Linked DNA regions of Homo sapiens: region 2 is linked to region 1. The links are chromatin loops, found by intact Hi-C in ENCODE. Cell type or tissue: psoas muscle. All regions are shown on one strand. Each heading gives the region's core, and the rest is flanking DNA. Links, peaks and the distances in the headings are about the cores only.

Region 1 (9,391 bases), core at 802-8,801:
CTTGCACACATAGGAAGTTGCTTTCAAGAGAGGAACCCTAAGCTTAGGAAACCCAAATCTCTTATAATGGCCAGTAAGCATGCCTGTCCTTTGCTTTGGATGCAACACTGTGTTTGTTGTCCACAAACATCCTTGAAAAGATAGTCTGGAATAAAAGCAGTCAGTGCTTTTGCTCTCAAGGCATGCAGAAATTTGAGAGACGCATGGAAAGTTGTCTCCCAAAAAGGGTGTGCTCGTGATTTTGCCTGGGCTTTAGAACACTGAATTTAAATTGGGTTCTTTGTATTTAGTTTACCTGGGATCATTTCATTCTGTTCTTCCGAACCAAAGACAACCCCTCATCCTGATAAGTTACTCAACAAATGCAAAATGTTGCCAAGTAGACTGGTAAGAAAACATAGCTGGTTTAATATAAAAAAGGTAAATCTCTTCCAGGAAAACTATCTTTGTAAGGATCAAGAGCCTTAAAAATGTCTCTATGCTTTGACTTGGTAATTTTACTTCTGGGAATCAAGTCTAAGACATTACCAGTTTTTAAAAGTACATATGTGCACATTGTTCAGTATAATAAAGTATGGTATATTTCCGTGATGAATTGCTATGTATGTGTTAAAAATGAGGTTTCTTTTTTCTAATATTAATGCTATGAGGAAATAAATGTCTGTTGTGTAGTAATTGACCAAAAGTAGAATCAAATTTTGGGGATAAGTTAATATATTTGGAAGATTTATACATCAAATTATAAACAGTGGTTGTAACATTGGTTGGTGAGTTCTCAGTTATTCTCACTTTCTTTAAACTTCTTCTTGAATTATACTAGTAAATATTGGTAATTGGGGGGAGATGTGTTCTTTTTTCTTGTGTTAGTTGCACAAGATAGTTGTGCACAAGTTGGTGGAAGATAGGTGGTAGTATCATTCCGAAAGCACACTACAGTACCCAGTTTTGAAAGTTCATTAATAGATAGCGTAAATAGGAGTGCCTCATTAACATTCCAGCCAGCTTCCACTCTGTGCCTGCAGTAACCTGTGTGCCTGCAACTTCCTAAAAACAGAAAACGCTGAAGGTACCATTTGCCCCTAGCCAGTTACTGTTATCCATTTTCACACTGCTATAAAGAATTGCCAGAGATTGGGTAATTTATAAAGGAAAGAAGTTTAATTGACTCACAGTATCACATGGCTGGGGAGGCCTCAGGAAATACAGTCATGGGGGAAGGCGAAGGAGAAGCAAGTGTCTTCTTCACAAGGCAGCAGGAAAGGGAGAGAGCAGGGGCAACTGCCACTTATAAAACCATCAGTTTTCATGAGAACACACTGACTATCATGAGAACAGCATGGGGGAAACTGCCCCCATGATCCAATCACCTCCCACCATGTCCCTCCCCCGACACTGGAGATTATCATTCGAGATGAAATTTGGGTGGGGACACAAAGCCAAACCATATCACTAGTCTTATGAGATTGATTGTCATATCCTCTGAATCTAGAGGATGTAGAAAGGAGGAAACCAGTATTTTTGTTCATTGAGTATCTTCTGTATACTGGTATTTTATTTAATGTTCATAAAACCCAAAATGTGAGATCTAAATCTATTTTCCCCATTTTACAAATGAGGGCATTTAAATTGAAAGATTAAGTACCAGTCCAGAGTCACTTAGCTGGTACTTGCCAGTGTCTAGATTTCAGCCCGAGTATCCAGACACCAAAATCTCTGCCCTCTCCAGTGTTACCCGTAAACAAGTTTTGAAGTTGTAGTATTTTATTTTATTTTTTTGAGATGGAGTCTTGCTCTGTTGCCAGGCTGCAGTGCAGTGCCGCAATCTCGTCTCACTGCAACCTCCGCCTCTCAGGTTCAAGTGATTCTCCTGCCTCAGCCTCCCAAGTAGCTGGGATTACAGGTTCATGTCACCACTCTCGGCTAATTTTTGTATTTTTAGTAGAGATGGGGTTTCACCATGTTGGCCAGAATGGTCTCTATCTCTTGACCTCGTGATCTGCCCACCTTGGCCTCCCAAAGTGCTGGGATTACAGGCAAAGTTGTAGTTTTTGATTAACTATTGGAAAGCACATTTTGGCTCGTAAGTGTACATTTAAAGCACGTTTTTGAACTTGTGTAAGCAAATAAATTAGGAAGTAGGATCAAAGCAGGGTAGGTGCCTATAAATGAAGGCTTATCTAACCAGGTACATTTCTCAGCATTGAGACACTCACTCAGTCTTGGTTTTGCTTGTGTCTTCTTAATATTCAGATTATAATCCATATCCAGTCAAATATGTTGGAAAACCTGATAAAGACTCTAAAAAATGCTGCAGAAGGAAATTTATCAAAATTTGTGAAAAGACATGTGTTCTCGGAGGAAGTGGTGAGTATGCAAGTGCTGCAGAAATCATTTAAAAGTGAAAGGACACTCTTAAAAATGTCCACTAATTTCTCAATTCTAAAGCTTACCTTAAAGAAATTGCCAAATATGGCAGCTTCTCTGTTGTTCCTGTTTTAAGACTTCCATGTATATGTGCAAAGATTTTTTTTTCTTCCAACAGAATATATCCTCTGAAATTCTAGGAAACTTTTCCCTTTTACCTTATTCTTTTCTCCACATTGTATTCATGGGCCCTGGCTCTCTTTTTCTTCTAGATGACGATTTTACACCTTTTTCCTTTTCCCTCAAGCCTTCAATACCTTCTCCTCACTTTTCACTCTCAGTTGATCACTGTATTTCTTGTTTCTTGGAGAAAATAGAAGTAATCAGAAAAGCATGACTGCTACATAGAGAGCCTCTGGCCCCTTGCCCTATATACCCATGATGACTGGATACATCTCTCACACCAGCCTCTTCAGTCATGCACTGGATCCCATCCTCTCTGACCCACTCCACAGCATCAGTCCAGAAGTTGACTCACTCTTTTGGCTATCATCAGTATCCCCTTCCCTGTGGGTCATTCTTGTCAGCAAACAGTAGGATATAGTATCTCTCATCTTAAAAAATAAAAAGAATCTTCTGTACAAATGAAAAGACAGACCATATGTTTAGATAAGAAGACCTAGCCTCATAAAAACTCAGTTTTTTTCAAGTTACTGTGATAATGTAATATGACTCCAATAAAAATATCACTTTGTTTTTTCTGTAAAGGTTAGTTGAAAGAACAAACAAGACTAGCTAGAAAAACCCTGTGAAAGAGGGGCAGTAAGAGTTGCTAGGTCTAGCAGATATCAAAGCATGTTAAAGTTTCTATAATTCAAACTGTGGCTTAGGACATGAATAGGGCAGCTAATGGGACAGAATAGAAAGTCCGGATACAGACCAAATTGCAGATACAAATTTAGTGTAACATAGAGACAAGCATCTCAAATCAATCTAAGTGGATAGACTAGTAAGAAGTAGTACTAGGATAAGTAGAGAGCCAATAGAAAAAGATACAGTTGTATATATTCTTATACCACAAACCAGGATACATTTCAAATGGATGAGAATTTAAATTTTTAAATTGAAATACACAAGTACTAGATATAAACATTAGTAGATTCTTTAATATCCTGGGAGTGGAAAAACTTAGCTTTCAGTCAAAATCCAAATCAGTAAAAGAAGTGATAAATTTGACTAAATAAAAATGTTAAAACCTGTTTTTTCATGTGGCAAAAAGTCTACAAGCAAAGTCAAGAGGTAAGTAATCAATTTTTAATCATACTGACAAAAGGCTAACTAGCCCTAATATTTCAAGAGCTCTTTTTGAGGCCAGGTGCGGTGGCTCATGCCTATAATCCCAGCACTTTGGGAGGCTGAGGCAGGCGGATCATGAGGTCAGGAGATCGAGACCATCCTGGCCAAAATGTAACCCCGTATCTACTAAAAATATAAAAATTAGCTGGGCGTGGTGGTGCATGCCTGTAGTCCCAGGTACTCAGGAGGCCGAGGCACGAGAATCGTTTGAACTAGGGAGTCGAGATTGCGCCACTGCGCTCCAGCCTGGCGACAGAATGAGACTCCATCTGAAAAAAAAAAAAAAAAAAAAAAAAAAGCTCTTTTTGAAAATTCTGAGAAAAGAACCAACAACCCTGAAGAAAAATGGGTAAGAGATGTGGACAGAATTTACTAAAAATGAATTGTGAATGGCCTTTAAACTTTCGAAAAGATTCTCTTGCCCATATCAAGAAAATGCTAAATAAAACTACCCTATGATATTTCTCTTGAATAGAAATCTGCAAGTTTGCCAGCCAACTTGGTTGGTGAGGCTCTGAGGAAATGGGCGCTATCATCTGAGGAAATGCTGCTACAGCGAATACAGATTGGTACACTACAAATACTTTCACCCTTTGACTCAATCCTCCCACTTCTTGGAGTATATTCTAAAAATATACTGGCAAATATAAAGAAGTTGTATGTACAAGGCTATTTGTTGCAATCCAATTTCTAATAACAGCAGACTGGAAAAAAGCCCAAATTTCCATCACTAGACAACTAGTTGTACAAATTAGGGTCTGTTCGTACAAAGGACAGGAAATGAGGAACAGCTACATCATATACTGCTATGGATTACCATTTATATGGATCACTTAAATATGTTTTTAAGTGACAAAAGTAAGATGCAAATGGGTATGTGTAGTATGCCTTAAGAAGGCGGGACCATATAGTTATTTTTATATATTTATGTTTTTGAAAAACACTACGATAAAAAAAACAAAACTTAAGTGGTTATGTTGATTTCTTTTTCAGATCTTTTTTTATAGAAATACTGCTGTTTTTGTATGTAAATTTTGTAACCTGCAGCTTTACTGACTTTATCAGTCCTAAAGGTTTTTTTGATTGAGTCTTTAGGAACCACAGTTAATTATTATGCATATTTCAAAAATGCCAAAGAAGTATATTTTAATGTTTCACCGCAGAAAAAGACACATTGGTAGATGATGGATAGTTTTGTTAGCTTGACTGAATCTTTCTACAGTATACACATAGATTGAAACATCACATTGAACTTTATAAATATACACAATTATTATTTGACAATTAAAGTAATTGACAAATTATTTTTTAAATTTAATTTTAAAAAATTAAGAAATAAAAGTTTTGAAAGTGAAAGTGAGGGACGGAAACATGAGTTCTCCGAATGTACCTTGTTTATGTATTTCATTTAGGAACCATGTAAATGCTTTGCAGAACTGTAAAGCAGAGTTAAATAAAAATGAAGAGAAAAAACAGTTCCTAAAAATTGAAAGTGAAATGAAACAAATGAACCCATGTGTCACATTGATGGCTTAAGTACACAAATTGGAATTCTTGTAGGTCATTTGAGATGTAGTAATTTGTGTATCTCTCATAGCATGTAACTTAAGGTGAAAAACAGAAGTGTAAAGAAATTGTACGTTATTGACAGTGATCATATTGTTAGTAATAATACTGATATTGTCATTTTGACCAACCAAGTGGCCTGTTGGTTGGTCCTCTCTTCCTCCCTCATTTCTCCTGCCTCTCTTTTATAGTTTGGTCCAGGCTGAAGGCTGAGACAGCAGGATTGGCACTAGAGGGCAGTGGCTGCTTCCTCCTCCTGCCACACTGTCGCCTTCCCAGCCCTGTTCCATTTCCTCACTTCCACCCAAAGGCTTCTTCCTTCTGATAAAAGGGAGCTTGTCAGGAAAATGACTAACTGGATATGGTTGATTTAACGCTTCTTTCTATTTGCAGTTTTAGCTCTGTGTAGGCTGTGATCCACCCAACCCTTTTGGAGTAAGTTTAGAAAAGTAGGGAAAGTAGAAGCATGAACAGATTTTAAAGTGCATAGTCACGTGTGTATGTGTACATGTGAAATCCAACTTCCATTTTCTCAGCAGCATTGTTGTTAACAACCATTCCTTAGACCTGAACCATCAATACATTGTCACCCATTTATATGGCTAAAGCACCCGAACAAACTTTATATTGAAAAATACTCATATAAGACTCTTGTACTTAGAAAATGAACCCTCTAGTTCAGTGTCTTCCCTCTGGTTACTGTGGGACCACTCAAGGAACAGCTTGATGAGAAATGGATTGATTCATATAACTCCAGTAGCTTTTGAGCTAGTTCTAAATATATATGTGTGAGATTGCAAGTGGAGTCCTATATTGTAAACGTCTGCATTTTACAAAGTGCATTTAATGCTTATGCCAGCAGTTATTTAAAAAGTGTTATGTAGGGAGATAAGACTATAAACTATCATAGGTGCTATTATACCACCACAGGACTATTGAAAATAATTGCTGATTTATTTCTGTAGTTATGTAACAGAACTGTTACAGTTTTTAGATCAAAATTACCTCCAGCTTGGCATGTTTGCTCTGCTGCTTTTAGAAGCCATATGCTGCACATTAAGTCATTTTCACCTTGAACATGAGGACTAAACAAGCTATTCTTTTTTAAGAACATTAAGAAGTGCTTAAGCTGCTTGTCTGCAGGCATGGTTGGGAGCCATTGTCTCAAAGGAAGATGTGCAGGTGCAAACAGTGTTATATATTTGGAAGAGGTGGAAGAGGGGCAAAGGATTTATTAGGAAGCTTGATCCCAATTAAATTCCATCAAGAAATGTGTTGAGATTGTACCCTTGATAAGGATTGAACTAAGTAAAATGCTGATTTTATTCAGAAAGCAGCTTCACATTCTCCATTCTAGTTCACCCATTTTGGGGGTTAAATACCATCATATACTTGTGACTCTACTACGTATGCCTCTAGCCCAGACCTCTCCTTCATGCCCCAGACTTGTATATCCAACAACGTTCTAGACATACCCATTTAGATGGTTCACAGCCGTCTCAATCAGGTCCAAACAGAGCTCTTGATTTTCCCTTCCAAATCTCGCCTCCCTGTCTTCTCTATCAGGAAATGATAGCACCCATCATCAAGCTATTAAAGCCCCAATTGAGAAGATAGCTTTGACACCTCCCTTTCCTTCACCCATTCAAAAATAAGTCCTTTCAGTGTAAACTCCAAAATATACCTCACATAAGTGTACTTCTCCTTCTTTTCTGTACCTTTCCCAATCTCAACTACCATTGTTTCTTATCTGGGCTATGGTGTGGGCCTCCAGAATAGTCTCCACATTTCTGTACACTCCAGTTCATTCTCTGCAACTTTTTGAACAGAAATGAGATCATTTCCCACTTTAGATGCTCTGATGGCTTTTTTAGAATAAATTTCAAAAAACTTATTGTGGAATATATATAAAGCCTATGTAATTTGGCCCTGCCTCCTCCTGCTCTAATCATTACATTGAACAAAGTTGATTCCACTGGTATATGACCTCCTTTACTTGGTGTGTTTCATTATATATGATGTGTTATTTGAACCCCCCTTTTTTTATATTAGGTATGATTTTCAAGTACTAATTTTGAATTTTGTGTGTAGCTTTTGGAATCCCTCATAGTAATACTGCTGTCTGTGTGCCCCAGTACCCTGGTTTTCACGATTTTAGGTGTATACCATACTTTTTTTTTTTTTTAAGACTCACTCTGTCGCCAAGGCTGGAGTACAGTGGCACGATCACAGCTCACTGCAGCCTCTGTCTCCTGGGCTTAAGTGATCCTCCCACTACACCAACTAATTTTTAAAAAAATTTTTTTACAGACAAAGTCTCACTGTGTTGCCTAGGCTGGCCTAGAAATCCTGTGCTCAAGCAGTCCTCCTGTCTCAGCGTCCAAAATTGCTTAGATTAAAGCATGGGCCACCTCGCCTGGCCTACCATACATTTTTGTTCATGTCCATTTCTTTTTCTTAGGGTTATAGTAAGAATAAGGAAGAAATCTTGCAGAGATGTAATGATGTGTTCTTGCTTTTTTCCAGCTGGCCAAAGTGAGGGAAAAAGTGAAGGATGTGCCTGCCCTTGTGGCCAAATTTGATGAGATCTATGGGACACTGCACATCACTGGCCAGGTCACCACTGATTCTTTGGATGCTGTGCTCTGCCACACCCCCAGGGACAGGAAATCTCACACGTTGCTATTAAACAAGAGGATGGTCAGCCGTCGCACCTTCCAGCCACTCAGCCAGTCCCTGTTGGCTGAGTAACCCTGGTTTCAGTCCACCTATGGATCTGAGGGGCCTGCTTCTAGTGAGTTATTACCTTTCCTAAGAAGCCAGGTATCGCACTTCAGCAGACAGTGTGCTGACACTTGGTCTTCTCCTGAAATTCCCAAATTCACTGAATGGTACCATGCCGATCTCTGAGAAGTTATGTTGCACCACTGTGAAGGTCTAGATGCAAGCTTGGCTCCCTCAGAAAGGCGCTTCCCTTTTGCATGGCTGAGGATCCTTGAAGGAACCTGGTCAGTCTCCGGTTCAGCTTCCGACACCAGAGTGGAACCCAGTAAGCACCATCAGGAATGAATTTCACTACAAGTGTGGATAACTCTGATTTTCAAAGGAGTAGTTACTTGCAAATTACATCCTTGCTGAATTCAGGAGGTATGAAACCCTATTTTACCATGTTAGAAAACAGCCCAGGATTTTCTCATTGCTCTGCCATCATATATGTCTATGACTTGAGCCCTTATTTTTCCATCTGCAAAACAATAATGCCTATGTGTCTTTGCATATAGATTTGAAATCTTCATTCAAGGTTTAGTAGGATCATATTTTCTCAAAAATAAGAGAAATAAGGTTCATAAGGAAACTTGCTGGGATTGTGGTTGTTTTGTTTTCTCAGCAGCACAAACAAAACCAGAATTTAGCCTTTAGGACTGCTGAGTAAGCCAAATTTAAATGACTACTGCTTTGTTCATGGGTAAGCCATGTGCTTTTCAAAATAAGTGCCACTAAAAACCACATAATGCTTTGGTTTCTATGTGGATAATAAATATTTAGTCCTATAGTTTATCTTATTTGTTAATGATTTTTCTCTCTTGAATGCCTCATATTAAAAAAAAATGTGCCATGAGAGCAGTTCAAAGCTGCTTCATACTTATGGTCTCAAATATAGTATGTGTTGAATTTTACCGTGTCTGGTCACCAGTGAGCAGAAGATACACAGTGACCCCACCTCACTTGCTCCTTTTGTTTCAGAAAGCCCAGAGGGTTGCTCAGACCTCAGGAGCTGTCTGCCAAGATTGCTGCAGACTCTTCATTGCCACCTCCAAAACTAAGACTGTTCACTTGGTTGTTGTTCTAAGGCAAGGATTATAGAGTCAGAAATTGTAGACTAGGAGAAGTCTTCTGAGTCTCCTAATTAATTCCTTCATCTTTCAGGTTAAGGAAACGATCCATGCAAGAGAGGCCCAATCTCAACTGTAGACTGTGTCCCAGTAAGAGAGTCACAGCTTCAGGTGTTTGCTGAATCCAGGTCTGAGATCACAATCCCACCTGAGGACAGGATCCGCATATGAGAGTCGCACATTGGTATAATTGATTTGTGGTAGAGCTGAGA
Region 2 (9,391 bases), core at 386-8,385, 490 kb after region 1:
AATAATCTAAGAAATCTTCATCCTATTGTTATCTGATGGTACGAACTGCCATCAGTAAACCTGGGTCTCAATGACAATTTTAGTTGGGAGTGTAGTGTGCAGGGAACAAACATTAAGTACTGACTATTGTGGTACTTTACGTTCTCAGTTAATCTTCTCATCAACGCCATTTCACAGATGACTAAACTGTGGCTTAGAAGATTGGACAATTTTCCTAAAAAAGACAGCGTCAATAATTAACAGAACTGGGATTTGAGCCAATGAGTGTATGACTCCAGAACCCATGCTTCCTCTACTCCATCAGGAACTAAACTTGTAAAAATTGATTCCCTTTCAAAAGTTTTTTCTGCTATGTCTCTTTTCATAACTGAGATCTGACTAATATATGCCCCTGTTGTGTGTGAGATTTCTATGAAGAAATGTATGGTTAGGTAAAACCTAATGCTAATCAGCCTACTAACCACTTAACTTTTTTTTAACCTTTCTATTTTGCTATCTAAACTGCTCTGATCCTTTTCTCATTCAGCCCTTACCAATAAATACAGTGCTGTGTTCCTTTTTCTGCATACACTTGAAAATGTGAAATACTGAATCCATACATTATACTTAATAAAGGATAGCTTTGGACATAAATAAGACATTCCTGGATCCTTCTCACTTCAGAACTTCAGGAGCAATCGAACGGCAATAAAACAGTATACTTGCAGTTATCAAAATGAGCTATAATGGTTATCCCAGTGTGCTAATTTTTTTTTAATTATCAGCTTGGCTTATCAACTGTTTAGGTATGTCTCACTTTATTAATTTGTAAAGTGGATTCTAAAATATTGAATCATACCTTTTATTAACTTAACAATTTCAGATGTGTTTCACAGGAAAATATTTGGCTATTTGCATCATAGCCTTTTTTTACCAGCTCCTTAAATTCAGTAAGTATAGCTATAATTAGTAACTTTCCTGGTGCTCATATTTTGTCATTCAGTGCCATTATTTTACCTAGAGTACTACAGCTTGTCTCCATCTTTTATGCATGTCATCATATAAATCAGCAAATGTATAATCAGCGTAGAGCAGTGTTACTTGAAGACAAGCTACTCTTTTAATTGATGGTACTTACATATTTAATGAACTATGAATTAAAGGAATAGTTTGGAGTAGTAGAAACATTCGACCAGAAATAGACATTCATTCCAACCCAATTCTTAACATTTACTAGCTGAGCAATTTTTGGCAAGTGACTTAATATCACTGAGACAGTTTCCTTAACTCACAGGGTAGTTTTGAAAATTAAATGAGGTAAAATATGAAAGTACTTTGAAACTTTTTAAGCACTGTGTTTACTTAAAACCACTTGGCAGTGATAAGTCAATGTTCTGAAAGGAAATTTATAATCATGTTATAATACGTAAGGCTTTTAAAAAGCTTTTTTTCTTAAATCTGTGTCACAGAAATGAAAACTATTGGACTAGGGTTAACAATAGGCAGTGACAGTAGTCCATTGAACTACTTAAAAACTAACTCTCCAGTTGAATGTAGCAGTGGGACAATCCCTAGTAAAGCACATTAATAAATCCTATGATACTAAGAGAATCGGACCTAATTATTTTGATTAATTGGTTTTTAATGTGTAGGCTTATTAGAAGAGTTTACTTTTATGAATGACTTAATATTGCCATTTGAAGAAAGATCTAGTTACTCATAAGTTGATTTGATATACAAATGTAAATCATATTTTGCCAGTTAAGGATCATAATTTTCTAGTGTGTGTTGTTATTATTTACTGGAGATAAACTTCCCCCAAAACTTACTTTTCCCAAGTTCTCATTTCTGTCTTACAACTTAAGTGGAACTTCTTACCCATTTTCTGTCACTGTTAAATTACAAAGTAAATAAACATTGTACTTACTAGTCCTTACTAAGAAGTACAAATTATTATGTAACTTTAAATAGTATGTTCTTATGTTTTGGTTTTCATTAAAGACTTTTTTAGTGATTAGTAATGTTTCCCATATTAATCGGTGCAGTCTGTATTCTGTTGTCTTTTTCTGTTTTCTGTTATTTCTAATACAGCTAGAACACCGCTGCTTATTAGAGTAAGAAATAATGGAAATTGCCAGGAGCAGATATATTAATTTAATATAATGGTTCTCAACTGGCTATAAGTTCCCAGTAATTATAATGTGTAGTTAGGGTTGAGAACCACTGATTTAAGTTGCTTAAACATACATGGAGAGTGAGACCAACCGTTAAATCTGTTTTAGAACTCAACAAGGAGTTGATGTTTTGAGGGTGACAATGAGATAACTAAAAGTTAAATATCTGGGAGGTGTTACTCCTATCAGCCTTTTGTTTTCATTAAAAATGAAAAATTTGTGCTCTGAAAAGCAAGGTGCAGTTATCATATCTGAAGTGATTGACCTGAAGTAGACATTCATCAAGAGAGCCGTTGAATTATTGGTGATGCATGGAATAGAAAGGGAAAGAGTTGTATAACGCAGACCGCTCATAGTCTGCCCACTGTTAAGTTCTCTAAGGGTTAGTCACATGTTCGTGGGGTGGCAGAATGAGAATAATATGGCAGAGTAGTAGTTCAGTGCATGGGCTCTGGAGTTGGGTGCATCTGGGCTTGAGTCCTCGCTTTGTTCATTACTGTGTGATCTTGGACACATTGCTTAAGTTCTCTTAAGCCTGTTCCTCTTCTGTAAAATGGAGATAATTATAGTACATATTCATGGAATTAAATGAGATCATGTATTTAAAGAATTTAACATAATAACTGGCACATGGAAGGACCCATTAATGATAACAGGGTTGCTGTTATTAGTAGGCATGGTTCAGACTTTGGAATCACACAGGTTTGGTTTTGAATGCCTAATCTGCCACATACTAGCTGGGCAAGCTACTTAACCTCTCTGAACCTCGGTTAATATAAAATGGAGTTAACATCTACCTCATAGTGCTGTTGTGAATATTAAATGGGCTAAAGTATAGGAAGTGTCTGGTTATAGATTGGGTCAAATTTTGAGATCAAGCTTTCCTTCTTATCACTCAATTTGATACCACACTCTTTTTTTTAATGTTGATTTGTAAACTTTAACTAGCATTTAGTAAGCATGTCTAGTCATCTTCAAAGTTCTTCCAGAAAAGACACTCTAAGCATACATTTATTCAAACTTTCCTTAGTACCTATTTTCCATTTTCTGTGTTCTGTTAATCTCTAAACTCCTAGATGACAATAACTTTGTAATGCCAGAAAGTTAAAATTTTAACGTCTTAGCCTATTTTCAAGTGGTGAACTAGATGATTTACCCATCAGTCTCAATCGAGGATGATTTAAACCCCATGTGCCTAGCACTGTGTAACATGAGTTATGGTCCCTGTCCTTCTAATCTAGTTGAGCTCATTTCCGTAACTAATATGAGCTCAACAGTTAGTTTTGCATTTTTTTCTCTTCCTTCTTGATCCATAACCTCTGGTTTTAGACTCTCTCTCTTTTTTTTTTTTTTTTTGGAGACCGAATTTCCCTCTTGTTGCCCAGGCTGGAGTGCAATGGCACAATCTTGGCTCACTGCAAGCTCCACCTCCTTGGTTCAAGAGATTCTCCTGCCTCAGCCTCCCTAGTAGGGATTACAGGCGCCCGCTACCACACCCAGCTAATGTTTTGTATTTTTAGTAGAGATGGGGTTTCACCATGTTGGCCAGGCTGGTCTCGAACTCCTGACCTCAGGCGATCCACCCGCCTCAGCCTCCCAAAGTGCTGGAATACAGGCGTGAGCCACCGCGCCCGGCTCATTATAGACTTTTTTTTCCACCTCCCAGGTTCAAGCAATTCTCATGCCTCAGCCTCCTAAGTAGCTGAGATTACAGGGGCATGCCACCACGCCTGGCTAATTTTTGTATTTTTTTAGTAGAGACGGGGTTTCACCAGGTCTCGAACTCATGACCTTGTGATCCGCCCGCCTCGGCTTCCCAAAGTGCTGGGATTACAGGAATGAGCCACCGCGCCCAGCCTATAGACTTTCTTAAAGGACTTTCTAGTTCCACTGATAGCTATAATTTAACAAGTTTGTCAACGTTTTGATTCATCATTAGGTGCCTGTAAACTTTTCCTTCTTTCCCTTCATACCTGAACTTTGGTTCAATTTCTCATGAAAGTTTTATTAAATAATTGTATTCTTTAAATAGCATGCTCTTTTTAGATCATTGGATAGCTCTGATTTTTTTTCTCCTTGCTCATCATAGCATTTTTCTGTAAAAAAAAAAAACAGTATAAGAGAGATTTTCTGTGGAAGTCTACATATCTGATTCACATTCAGCAAATGATTCAGCAAATTTCTTAAGCTGTTTTGATTTATCTGCTTGTCAAATAAAAATAATACTTGCTACCTACTTACAACAGAGGGGTGTTGTGAAGATTATATTTAGAATGTTTTTAACTCATTTACTCAATGCTATGAGAATACCTCATTTTTATTATATTGTCATACTATATACATACTACTGGTTTTTTAGATCTATTATGACTTTTATGATGGTGAAGTGTGATTTTACTTTTCTCTTTTACCTCACCACAAAGGTATCAAAATATATGTTCTTTCGTATGCACATGGTTGTATTTATGAGTAGTTTCCCAGTTTATGGAGATTGATGTTTCTTTTGGAAAGGCAGTATATCAGGGGCTTCCAGACTGGACACTGGAGCCAGATTAGTTGGGTTTGAATCATGGCTTTGGCATTTACTAGCTGACCAACCTTAGGCAAGTAACTTCTCTGTGCCTCAATGTACTTATTTGTAAAATGTAATTAATAGAGCAGCATCATAGAGTTGTGAAGTGCTTAGAACACTGCTTGGCACTCAAAAATATTAGCTATCACTATTACTAACAAAATAGTGCATGTGTTTAAGTCTTCAATATTTAAGTACCAGAGTTTTTGGTAGCATCTTGGCTCTCTGTGAAACAGGACTGCCCTTCCCCTAACAAACTGGAATTCCATTTTATATGCAGATTGGACAGTTAGGTCTTCCTATGGCTCCTCCTGCCCTCATTGCAAACTGATGGGTTTTAAAAATCATTTTTATTGAAATATGACACATTCTAAAAATTAACCTAATATTAAAGCTATAGAACAAAAGATGAACCTCTCCTTCCCCATGTCTAGGAGGATTAATTCTTTTCCAGACTTTGATCATGTTTTTTATCAATTTAAACCCCTTTCACAAGCTTTGTATTATCCTTAAGATAGTCCAAGCTTCTTAACATCATCTATGAGGTCCTCCTAGCCTCACTTTTGCTTTTTGATAATTCCTGTTAGATTTCTGATAAAGAGTCACTTCCTCAAGGAAGTCCTTTCTTGACCTCCTAACTGGGTTAGCATAATGTTTTCACAGCCCTTAGTCATTTACCATAGTCATTCTCCACTGAGGCAGTGCTGCTCTCTGGAGGTGTCCTAGTGACTGGGAGGTGCTCTTGTCATTTACTGGGCAGGGCTGAGAGTGCTAGATGTTCACCATGAAGAATTGTCCTAGCTTTGTATGACTTGTAAATGTCTTGTTAGATAGTCACAAAGGTGTAAGAAATCTGTTTATAGATATCAGAGCCAAGAGCCTAACTCAATTTTACATATACATGTGGAACTTTTTGCAGAGTTTTAATATATGTTGAATTTTCTAGGAATAAAAACTATGGCCAGGCAGGGTGGCTCACGCCTGTAATCCCAGCACTTTAGGAGGCTGAGGCGGGCAGATCACTTGAGGTCAGGAGTTCCAGACCAGCCTGGACAACATGGTGAAACCCTGTCTCTGCTAAAAATTCAAAAATTAACCGAGCGTGCTAGCACACACCTGTAATCCCAGCTACTCGGGAGGCTGAGGCAGGAGAATTGTTTGAACCTGAGAGGCGGACGTTGCAGTGAGCCGAGATCGCACCACTGCACTCCAGCCTGGGTGACAGAGCAAGATTCCGTCTCAAAAAAAAAAAAAACAAACCCAAAAAACAAAAAACTACTATGTTATTGAAGGACAATTGTACCTTGTTTTGTTTGGATCTCTACCAAGAGTTGTTTACCATTTTGGGAAATGACGTCACTAATAGCAACATTTCTCACATTCATAGTGATTCAGCATATAGATAGAAACATCTAACTTTGAATTTAGTTGAAATTAGATGGAAAAAATTTTAATTGAACCAGATGGGGGGAAAATGCATCTCTGTCTCCTGGTGGAATGTATTTGCTTTTCTCTCTTTTCCTATTGTACTTTACCATATACTTTATTCATTGACAGGTCATCTGCCTCTCTCACCAAATGAGAACTTAGTGAGGATAAAAACAAACTATATTTTACTTATCTTTGAATCTCCAAAATTCACTGAGCACATGGTAGTTCTACTTAATAGTTACTCAGTTGAATTAATAGCAACAACAATAGCGTTTATTCAACAAGTATTTGTTGAATCGGACTCTGCCAGGCAAAGAGAGTGAAAAGACACTGTCCCTGCTCTCAAGGAACTTGTGATCTATTGCCAGGACAGACCTAGAAATAATTATAATACAATATGACAGTTTCTAGAATGGAAATAGCTATAAACCATAGATCTGTAATGAAAAATACACTTAAGTCTTGTGAGGAGATCTTGGAATAATGACACAGAAGAGAAATAGTATCCAGTATCAATCATAGTGCCAAGAAAGACTCTCAATAAATATTTGGAAAATCAGTGAATGAGGGTAGCTCTAAAGAGTGAGAAGGAGTTTGCCAATTGGTCAGGTTTAAGGAGGGCATTCCCAGCAGGAAATCCCTATGCAAAGGCTCAGAGGTAGGAGAGGTGCAGGAAAAGATGATGGAGCATAAAGTTGGAAGTTGAGTCATAGATAAAATTGTCTTTGAAGGTGATGAACCAGATGATGAAGAGACTTCTTCCATGAAAAGAAGTTAGATTTTATCTTGCAGATGCTAGAAAGCCATTCATTTAACTATAAAACTACTATTTTTCAAATTACACATATTGTGTGCCAGGGACCTATGATCTGCATACAGAGTTAGTATATTCCCATTTTAGGGTTGGGAAACTAAGACTTAGATTAATTAACTTGCCCAGGTTTTCACTGCTACTAAGTGGAAGAACTAGAATTCAAACGTGGTCAGTTGAGTCCATATCTCCAGTCTGCTTTTTAAACTATATTTTACAGACTATCCAACAAGGAAGAAGCTATATATTTTTACTTTCTCTTCAGCCAGTCTGGCTTCTTTACTTCACATGATTCTCAACTGTAGCAAATTCAAAATTTTTATGTAAATTTAAGTTAAAAACTTACTCATGAGTAAGCTCTAGTCTTCTGAAAGTCCAAAATGGTATCACAGTAACTCACCACTTGCAGGCTACTTTTTATTCTGGGGCTGTCTTCTATCTTGTTTTTCAAATAACTGTATTTTGGCTTGTTGAAATGCCTTTTTTTTTTTTTGGTCACCATTGAATGTCATGGGCCAATCAGGCATAAGTTGTAAAGTTAATATTAGTGTAGTATGGAGTATCATCTAAGGGAGCGAAATTTGAAGTACTACTTCCTTTTTTTGAGACATTTAGAAAGCTGAGCCTTCAACATGCAAAAAGAATACTCCAGGTAATATTTAAATTTTATAAGAAAATCCAATATTGATCTTGATATTCTATTTAATTAATATAAATGTAGTTTACTATTTAAATAAATGATTTCTACCTCATATAATAATCCTGATGTGCTTGGTTAGCTTGAAGTACTTCAGATGTTATCTAATTAACCCTGCAATGTCTGGCTACCCCAGGGTATAAGATTCTTCCTTATTTTAATGGCTTTTAAAATATGGTAAGTTTTGGAGATGGATGCCACTGAACTGTATACTTAAAATGATAAATGTTATGTATGTAGATTTTATCACACTTTTTAAAAAGATGTGATAGAAAAGTTCAAAGTGGCTTAAGATCTCTTATCAAGCAGTTATCTGAATCAAATATTCTTGAGAGCCCTTTGTTACAGATAATTTGAGTAAGGTGTGGGGAAACACCTATTCTGTCATCATAGGCTGATCAAATTAAATGTCCTTAATACTAAGCTGTTTGAAAAGAAAACCCTAGTTGACGACAGAAATAAAGAAGGAAGCATGCTATTGGCCTGATATTATGGTACAGCCATCCTCAGGATGGATGTGATAATGAAGATGCCTTTCAGACTTGACTGCTATTGGTCCCTTGCTTTAGTTTCTTGTTTAAAAGGGCAGCTAGGGGGTTGAGTGGGCTATCTGAATGTCACCTCAGCAGGTAGGGTATGCCTGGTAGCAGCTCCAACTCTAATATTACTAAGGCTCAGACTTTAAGTTCCCCATCCCCACTGGTATCAGGGGAAATTAAATTGGCATTGTTTAGCTTCATGAAAATTAAAAGAATGTGCTGGTGGAGATAAAGGAAACATTCATATTGTTGGCGTGTGTGAATTGCGTAACTTTTTGGAAAGTAATTTGGTAATAACTGTTTAAAGTTTTTAAATTCACATACTTTTTGGCCTAATAACCCCACCAGGTTGCCACTATTATGTAGGGACATTGGTACAAGAATTTTTTTGCTGTGTTGTTGGTAGTGGCAAAAAAGTAGAAGCAATCTGGAAGCCAATCAGGAGATGGTTGAACAAATTATGCTCTATCCATTCTCAAGACCAATGTGCATCTATTAAAAGGTGAGTTAAATTGGTATGTATTGGCCCGGAATTATGGCCATGTCATATTAATGTGTAAAAAACGTTGTAGAGTTAGTATTAGTGTAGTATGGAGGATGATCTTAAAAAAAGAGGAAAAATATATGTGAGATTAGAATGTAGAAAGATTCACATAAAACTGTTAAAACGGGTTCTCTAGGGAGCCTGGAGATAGGATTGAATTAACTTGTCTTATACAACCATGTTGTTTGATTTATTATAATATTTGTAGTTTTTTAAAAGTTTCTGAAGTTAAGAGAGGGAAGGGGAGAAATCTATAGTGATAGAAATTATACTGGGGATTACTTTAGGAAGGGTTGATGGCTGGGATTGGACACAAAAGAAACCTCTTCATACTCAGCGATCTCTATCTTGAGCTGGGTGTTGGTTACACAGATGGGTTCACTTTGTAAAAATCCATCTATGGATCATATGCTTATCATTTGTACAATGTTGTGTCTATATTGTATCAAATAAAAGTGTATAAAAATGACAGTGGTACAATGGAATACTATTCACTTTTTATTGAAATATTTTCAATAAATATTTAATGATATACGAAGTCAGGCAAGAAACAGGACAATCCCATTATTATAAAATATAATGTGCATAAAAACACATAGAATGAAGACTAGAATAAAAGCACTACAGTATTAATACATTTTATG

Evidence for each region. Peaks named below come from ENCODE experiments on the same cell type or tissue, not always from the same donor. Only the 100,000 strongest peaks of a DNase experiment are listed, where the experiment ranks them.
Region 2: a loop joins it to region 1, with 3.0 times the contacts of the local background. A loop is called at or near these places in 13 of 110 quality-filtered maps.

Annotation. Positions count from the first base shown.
Region 1 is chr5:72,350,391-72,359,781 of GRCh38, forward strand. It overlaps PTCD2 (pentatricopeptide repeat domain 2), which reads left to right. Exons shown (of 10, transcript NM_024754.5): 9 at 2,251-2,364; 10 at 7,813-9,391. The coding sequence ends at 8,037. Among named protein-coding and RNA genes, the nearest start is that of PTCD2, 35 kb to the left of the region's middle. In psoas muscle, for the core only: a CTCF peak has its summit at 5,494 (motif pointing right); a DNase peak (open chromatin) is centred at 5,531.
Region 2 is chr5:72,837,628-72,847,018 of GRCh38, forward strand. All of the region lies in intron 1 of TNPO1 (transportin 1), which reads left to right. Among named protein-coding and RNA genes, the nearest start is that of TNPO1, 26 kb to the left of the region's middle. In psoas muscle, for the core only: no CTCF peak of the experiment used is centred there; no DNase peak of the experiment used is centred there; H3K27ac peaks cover 6,516 bases.